Linked DNA regions of Homo sapiens: region 1 is linked to region 2. Evidence: chromatin contacts called from ENCODE Hi-C or POLR2A ChIA-PET data. All regions are on one chromosome and are shown on one strand. The core of a region is the stretch at or near the end of the contact, and the rest is flanking DNA. Distances in the headings are between cores, read along the strand shown.

The links. A loop is a pair of places that touch in the nucleus more often than their neighbours do. ChIA-PET counts read pairs that join two places held with the same protein, here RNA polymerase II (POLR2A). Pooled maps may share reads with other maps.
Region 1: a pooled map shows a loop between it and region 2 (4-fold over the local background). The contact joins two enhancer-like sites. A Hi-C loop is called at or near these places in 12 of 168 maps with a recorded cell type or tissue (B cell, CD4-positive, alpha-beta T cell, CD4-positive, alpha-beta memory T cell and 8 more), 31 of 37 single-sample maps with no recorded cell type and 16 of 50 pooled maps. POLR2A ChIA-PET finds 5 or more read pairs at or near these places in 12 of 52 experiments (AG04449, B cell, BJ and 9 more).

Annotation. Positions count from the first base shown.
Region 1 is chr7:121,419,676-121,423,558 of GRCh38, forward strand. No RefSeq gene overlaps it. Among named protein-coding and RNA genes, the nearest start is that of FAM3C, 25 kb to the left of the region's middle. Within about 2 kb of position 1,501, at least 2 of the 41 ENCODE cell types and tissues checked have a DNase peak (open chromatin) inside an H3K27ac peak, as active enhancers do; they include PC-9, where a contact is called at or near this core.
Region 2 is chr7:121,528,430-121,532,841 of GRCh38, forward strand. No RefSeq gene overlaps it. Among named protein-coding and RNA genes, the nearest start is that of FAM3C, 130 kb to the left of the region's middle. Within about 2 kb of position 2,007, at least 10 of the 41 ENCODE cell types and tissues checked have a DNase peak (open chromatin) inside an H3K27ac peak, as active enhancers do; they include PC-9, where a contact is called at or near this core.

The DNA.
Region 1 (3,883 bases), core at 251-2,750, 110 kb before region 2:
CAGAGTTGAGAAACAGAAAGAATTGCCCAAGTGATAGGCCTTTGGCCTGTAACTTTCTCTCCTCTCTCTCCCCTGTATATCTTTGATTTTGTTGCCACCTTTCCTGCATGACAAGCATATGGCTGTCCTACAAGATCTCACGTGTAACCCAAGCCACAGATGTAGCTATCTGATGAGGCAACAGTCTCTGGACCTTATGGAGCTCTATAGAAAGGAGGACCAGTGACCCTAGGCAAGGCTCTGGACCTGTGTTCCTGTGCCAAAGTCCTGCCAGGCTGGCAGGCACCAACACGGGCCTGCACTTTGGTCCTGCTTTCCCAAGAAGCTGGTTCCCTGAGCTCCTGGGAGGAGCCTCTTTCTCCAGTCTTCCTTGGAGAACATTCCTCCTCTTCTGGGAAAGGAAAGCAGTCTCAAGGAAAATCTGTTCTCTCCTTTCTTGCTTCCAGAACCATGTCAGGTACTCATGAGCCCTCTTAGCACAACTGGAGGGGTTTGTGAATACTCCTGCATAAATCTCTTCTACTTCCTATTCCTCAGAGTAGTGAAGCTGCCTTAAGTGCTCTTACAGGCTGGGCATGGTGGCTCAGCCTGCAATCCCAGCACTTGGGAGGCCAAGGCAGGTGGATCACCTGAGGTCAGGAGTTCAAGACCAGCCTGGCCAACGTGGTGAAATCCCATTTCTACTAAAAATAAAAAAATGAGCCGAGTTTGGTGGCACTTGCCTGTAGTCCCATTACTTGGGAGGATGAGGCAGGAGAATTGCTTGAGCCCAGGAGGCGAAGGTTGCAATGAGCCAAGATCATGCCACTGCACTCCAGCCTGGGCGACAGAGCAAGACTCTGACAAAAAAAAAAAATATATATATATATATAGTTCTCTCACAAAAACAAAGATTTATCCATTTATCTAGCTTGTCAATCTGGTCTTGAAGATACCTTCTTTCTTAAAGTGAGGCGTGCCCTGTAGAAATGCTATGTGGTCAGCCTGTCCCCAGATAGGAGATGTAGAGTCTCCTTTCCCTGTCTCTATTTTGTTACCACTGTGCATGTGTTTGTGTGTTTTTTAATACATATTGACTTGGCCAGTTGAAAAATAAATAAATAAATAAGAACAAAAATAGCAATTTTCATGCTTTTGCACTGTCCCCTTCTTTGTTTGTATTTGCTTGGATTTCTGACTTTCTTCTAGTGCTCTCCTCAGGTGCCTGGTGACACTTGGTGTAGCTTATGTCAAAGATGGGACCATTGAAAAACTTACTGGAAGCTTTAAGTGTAGTTGTAGTGTCCCGTTTAAGTACTTCTGTTCTAAGTTGAGCTGCAGATTATGATACCAACCACAACCATATTTATTTTCTATAATATACATATAATTAATTTCTGTTCTATCCAAACTCCTGACCAAGGCTTATATAGCCCAATATAATCAGGCACTTTCCTATCTCCCTGACCTCATTTATTCCTCCCCCCTGTTTACTGTGCTTAGTCATTTTGCCTTCTTGTTCTTCAACCTGCTAGGCTGGTTCTTGCCTCATGGACTTATACCTGTTGTTATCTTTACCTGGAATTTTCTCTCCGCAGATACTGCATGGCTGCTTTATCTCATCATTCAGTTCTCTGACCACTTCTCAGTAGGAAGGCTTTACCCGACCTCCCTACTTCGATATTCAGTAGCCTCTTACTTTACTTTCTTCATTGTACAAATAGTAAGGTCATGTCACTGATTTTTTTTACTTATTTATTGTTTATCTCTGCTATGAGAATTTAAGCTCCATGAGAGCAAGGAGCTTGTTCAAATACTCTTTCCTTAGGACCTAGAGCAATGCCTACCACCCGGTAGCACTTAGTGAACATTTTGAGAGATGACAGTGTGCTGGCAGCCCTCGCAGCCCTCGCTTGCTCTGGGCACCTCCTCTGCCTGGGCTCCCACTTTCGCAGAACTTGAGGAGCCCTTCAGCCCACCACTGCACTGTGGGAACCTGTTTCTGGGCTGGCCAGGGCCAGAGCTGGCTCACTCAGCTTGCAGGGAGGTGTGGAGGAAGATACGCAAGCGGGAACCAGAGAGGCGCAAGCAAGAACTAGGGCTGCACACCCTGCTTGTGGGCCAGCTGGAGTTCCGGGTGGGCGTGGGCTTGGCGGGCACCACACTTGGAACGGCCCACTGGCCCTGCTGGCCAGGGCAATGAGGAGCTTAGCACCCAGGCCAGCAGCTGTGGAGGGTGTACTGGGTCCCCCAGCAGTGCCAGCCCACCGGCGCTGCGCTCAATTTCTTGCCGGCCCTTAGCTGCCTCCCCATGGGGCAGGGCTTGGGAACTGCAGCCAGCCATGCCTGAGCCTCCCCGCTTCCGTGGGCTCCGGTGTGGCCTGAGCCTCCCGGACAAGCACCGCCCCCTGCTCCACGGTGCCCAGTCCCATCGACCACCCAAGGGCTGAGGAGTGTGGGTGCATGGCGCGGGACTGGCAGGCAGCTCCACCTGTGGCCCCAGTGCGGGATCCACTGGGTGAAGCCAGCTGGGCTCCTGACTCTGGTGAGGACTTGGAGAACCTTTATGTCTAGCTAAGGGATTGTAAGTACACCAATCGGCACTCTGTATCTAGCTCAAGGTTTGTAAACACAGCAATCAGCACCCTGTGTCTAGCTCAGGGTTTGTGAATGCACCAATGGACACTCTGTATCCAGCTACTCTGGTGGGGACTTGGAGAACCTTTATGTCTAGCTAAGGGATTGTAAATACACCAATGGGCACTCTGTACCTAGCTCAAGGTTTGTAAACACACCAGTCAGCACCCTGTGTCTAGCTCAGGGTTTGTGAATGCACCAATCGACACACTGTATCTACCTACTCTGGTGGGGACTTGGAGAACTTCTGTGTCTACACTCTGTATCTAGCTAATCTAGTGGGGAGGTGGAGAACCTTTGTGTCTAGCTCAGGGATTGTAAATGCACCAATCAGACCACTCGGCTCTCTGTAAAATGGACCAATCAGCAGGATGTGGGTGGGGCCAGATAAGAGAATAAAAGCAGGCTGCCCGAGCCAGCAGTGGCAACCTGCTCCGGTCCCCTTCCACACTGTGGAAGCTTTGTTCTTTCGCTCTTTGCAATAAATCTTGCTGCTGCTAACTCTTTGGGTCCACGCTGCCTTTATGAGCTGTAACACTCACCATGAAGGTCTGCAGCTTCACTCCTGAAGCCAGCGAGACCACAAACCCACCGGGAGGAAAGAACAACTCCAGATGCGAGGCCTTAAGAGCTGTAACACTCACCGCTGAGGTCCACAGCTTCACTCCTGAGCCCGCGAGACTACGAACCCCACCAGAAGGAAGAAACTCCAAACACATCCGAGCATCAGAAGGAATGAACTCCGGACATGCCACCTTTAAGAACTGTAACACTCACCGCGAGGGTCCTCGACTTCCTTCTTGAAGTCAGTGAGACCAAGAACCCACCAATTCCGGACACAATTTGTTCAAAAAATGAATCAAGGGAGCACTACCATGATTAGTATAACCTCTTCCCTGGAGCATAAGTATTTCAACAAAGAAAGTACAATTGTAGGTGAGGGCACAGTCACTTCTTGAAGGCTTTATTCTAAATTATTAAATTATTTAAATACTCTATAAAGGCCTGTTATCTCATGAGAGGCCATCTTCATCACCATGTATGCCATACATATGTAGGAAATTTTGCAATAGAAATATTGTGCAGTTTCTAATTCAGTTCAGCGAAAAATATATGAGCCCTTTCTATGTCACATTTTATTTGCAAGCAAGTTTACTAAGATTATAAAATATTATCATATGAAACAACTAAGCTAATACTACTATAAGTCATGCTTAGGTTCCCATGATGACAGAAAGTTTGTTGCTAAGAATGTCAGTAAGGGCAG
Region 2 (4,412 bases), core at 757-3,256:
TTTCAGAGGCTTTTTAATAGCAGACGTCCTGGGAATTCTCTTTATCTCTTGGAAGGGATCAGCCATTTTCTGTGTCCTATGTCTTCCTCTTTCTTGGCGTACTCCCTCAATTTGGTAGAAAACATCCTCCAAAATATCTCTGAGAAAGGGCCAATGGGTAGAAAAAGTTTTGAAACTGCATATGTGGAAATGTCTTTATTCTATTCTCATGTGTAATTGGTAATTTGGCAGAGTACTAAATTGTAGGGTAGAAATACATTCCAGGTGAAAATGTGAAGATAATTCTCCACTCTTGTCACAGGACAGAAGCACTACTCCAGATATTGCTGTAGAGTGTGGTTTGTTTGATAGAAAAAGATGCAAAGATGGTAACCAGAATCTCATGTGTCTCAGGATCCCCATGAGAGTCTCCTTTCCAGCTGAAGCTTCCTTAAGCATTTTCCAAGAAAGGGAGTATTGCCAACATATCCCTAAAGAGACCCACCAAATTTATATCACCCAGCAGGTGCCAGTATAATAATACACATGAAGCCATATTTCCTAATTAGTCATATCAAAATGATTCAGTTCCAAGCAAGCATCGCAAACTTTTACTATTTGATGCTCTTTTTATTGCACAGTTGCACACCTGCACAGAAGCATCATTTTATTTTCTTAGATCCTAAAGGAAACCAGCCCTCTTTACTGCTAGTGAACTCACTGGGCCTTCTTACTCCCTCTACACTGCTGGCTAGTCACTAAAAATCCTGTCCCTCTTATTCCATGTTGCACAACAATGCTGCATTTTTTCAGCCTTGCTTATAGTTATGATTGCTCTGGTATTAATGCAGTTTTAGTAAAAGTGACGTGTTTTCTTCTTGATCAAAGGCTTTAAGAAAATAATACGTTTCCTACATACTTCCCCCCACCATTTTTCCAGCTGAATGTGGTGATAATGACATTCTAGAGAACAGAAACCCCCAATATAAGAAAGTTCCTTAGTCCCTGATGTACTAAATAAAAACTGCCCATTAACTAGAAACTTTGGATTTTTACCTGAACAAGAAATAAACTAATATGTTTGAGCTATTTTATAGTTTGATTCTATTTTACACAACACCTAATGCCATCCTAATACAGAATGCATTATGATTATTGATGCTTTGTCAGAAATCTTCCTTCCTTCCTTCCTTCCTTTCTTTTTTCCTTCCATCCTTCCTCCCTCCCTCTCTTCTTCTCCCTTTCTCTCTTCTCCTTCCTTCATTCCTTTCTTTCTTTTTCCTCTCTCTCAGTTTCTTTCTTCCTACCCCTGTTTCTCCTAGACTTTTTAGAATCCTCTCGTGGTCACCAGTATTCTGATATTTCAGCATGGTGTATCTTGTTAGGTTTCAATCTTTATGCAGAGAATTCAGTGGATTTTTTTCAATCTGAAATTTTAAAAACTTCATTTCTAGAAAACTATATTTAATTCCTAATTTATCTCCTTCATTTTTCTTTCTTGTAGAAATCCCAGTCAACTTCCTGAACTGGTTCTCTAATTTTCTTACGTGTTTTTCTTTTAATGTTTTTTTCCTCCACCTCCTAAGATTTTCTTCACTTATGAGATCCTAATGATCCCATAATCCTTTTTACTCAAATTCGTTCCAGTGGCTTCTATGTTTTGGCAATCACGAGAGCATAATTAAGAGAGTCATTCTTAAAGGACAGCTGTAGCATTGCAGATATATGCCTGGGAATACTTGTTTTTTGTTTTGTTGTTTGTTTGCTTTTTTGTCCTGTTTCACGTGGAAAAAGCAATGCTCTCTCTGGGAATAGACCTTCCTTTTCTCTGCCTTTCCATTGGCAAGTCATTGGCTGTTGCTTTATTGCCAGTGACTTCAGCATGATCTGTATCAGTCAGGGTAAGCTAGATTACACTACAGTAATAAACAAACTAAAAACTTTCAGGGCTTAAAACAATACAGCTTTATTTCTCACTCCTGATGCATGTCCACGACAGTTCGGTAATGAAACTTTGCTTCTTGTGGTCAGTCAAGGAACTCAGCTGCAAGAGTGGCCACTATCTTACTTGTTTCTGGTTAATGTGACAAAGGAACAAAAAATTTTTTGCGGTCTGGCATTGGTACTTAAGTGCACAGGCCCAGGGGAGCCACACCACACACTGTTCACAACTCTCTGGCTCAAATGAATCACACAGCCCCATTCAAACACAAGGGAGCAAAGACGTGTCAATCTACTCAGCACCCAGGAGGGCAAAACAGGAAACAGTAAACAGTCTAATGACTACAATGACTCATGCAAGAAAAAAGTTAAGTCAAAGTAAGAGTTCATATAATGTATATGTATGTCAATAACCCAAAGTACAGCTGTTTATTCAATAAAAAAACTAGACTAGTTATGAACATCTCCCAGTTGTCTTTGATTTTGTGTATTTATTTGCTTGTATCCAGAAGGCCATTGGTGGTTTTAGATTTTTTTTTATTTGTAGAAGAAGGAAACATTGACTATAATCATCAGCTGCCTTTCTAACACCTTCTAAGAAAAACCTTGGGGTATGTTTCAGCTAAGAGGTGGTAAGATTTCTTAATCATGATCCAAACTGTTTTTAACAAGTTTCAACAAAAACTATATATAGCCAAGAACCACCATCTGTTTCACATATTTTTGTGTCAGTGATAGATGAGGGAAAAAAGCTACTTGAAGTCACTGTCTTGAAGGTCTTTAGAATTGTCCCTTGAAGCCTGTGCTAACATTTTTTTTTTTTTTTTTGCTTTTCCACAATCTCCACAAACTGGCCAGCATTAACTATACGTAAATGGAATTCAATATAATATTTATTTTCAAGAAAAAGAAGGCCTCCTTGCTAAATGGGTCTAAGTATCAATCTTGAGGAGTTTTTTTTTTTTTTTTGCCGTTGTGACTCAGTCTTCATGCCTCCATGTGGAAGTATAAGCATAGAAGTTCCTCAATTTACAAACAGGTTACCTTTCAAAGTGTTTTATTGATGTTCTGGTTGTGTAGAAAACAAAAATGAATTTTCCCATATAAATTACGTTACAATTTGGTGGTTAGATTTCCAGATTTTTATCACAGGAAAGCTTTTCTTCCTTTCCCTTCTATTATCCATCTTCTTCTAAATCCTGCTTTATCTTCTTTGCTAGCTTTGACTGCGTGAAATGGGATTTTAAAGCATCAGATAAAATAAGGTCAAGTGGGGGACAAGTGAGAGGCAGCTGTTTTTACATGGCAGCAGGATTAAGCAGGAAGACAGGCATGTAGCGGCAAGGGAAGAAAGGTGGGGTTGTAGAACTGTCCCTACGACATGTCTTTTCAGCACAGCTTTGCACATAAGAGACTTCAAGTCTGACTCATATAAATTAAAGATTTTTTTTACTGTGTCGTGGAACTTGGCACATAACATTCATTGTCATCATCTGTGTCTGCACTATCCTATCCCCTTGTCTAGATTCTAATCCCATTATCACATTTCAACCTATCTTATGCATAACAGCAGGAGATATCCCATGTGCTAGGTATAGAACTACATGGACAGAACTAAATGTTACTGTGATTCACAGCAACGAGATTTTTTTAAATTTAAACTGGATTTCATTTTGGGTTAGTTAATACGTTAAGATGGTTCAACATTCGAAAGGAAGAAAAGGTATAACAAAAATCTCCCTTCCATATTGTTACTCTGGCAACAAATTCCCTGCTCTAGAATTAACTAATACTGAACTCCTTTTGTTTATCCTTACAGAGATATGTTATGCATATACAAATAAATACATATCTATCTGCCTATCTCTATCCCTTATTTTTCAATTATATAGTTTTCTTTGCATTGTTCTTTCACTTACGATTGTATCTTGGAGATCATTACATGTTACACAATGAATTTCTTGATTTTTTATGACTAACACTCTATTTGTTGGATATACCTACTTTATTTAACCAGCACTCTATTACTGAGCAGTTATTTATTTTTGATATTTTGTTATTACTAAAAATAATACATGTAATAAATTTTCATAAACATCATTTAGAATATGTTTGTTTAAAATATGTATGAATAAATTCCAGGATATATTCAGTATCCACGCAAACGTATCACAAACAAAATACAGATATAATATAGGTTTTATTGGGGATAACCTAAAAACAGAGAAGTAGTGCATTATATGGAGTCCCCTGAAGTCTCATTATTCCACATTAGGGGGTAGGTATAGATGTTCTGAATGCACATTGGCTAAAGTTTCAGCAGACAAAGGCCTACCTGGGTCAGCAGGCTAGATGCATTACAGAAGTACTCCAAGCAGAGAGAGAGCCCCGCGCTATACCATAGTGAGTCTCTAAAGTCTAACACTCAATATAAGTGGTTGGAGTGGCCATCCTTTCCTTGTATCCAATACTGAAAGGGAAGTATCCTTTCA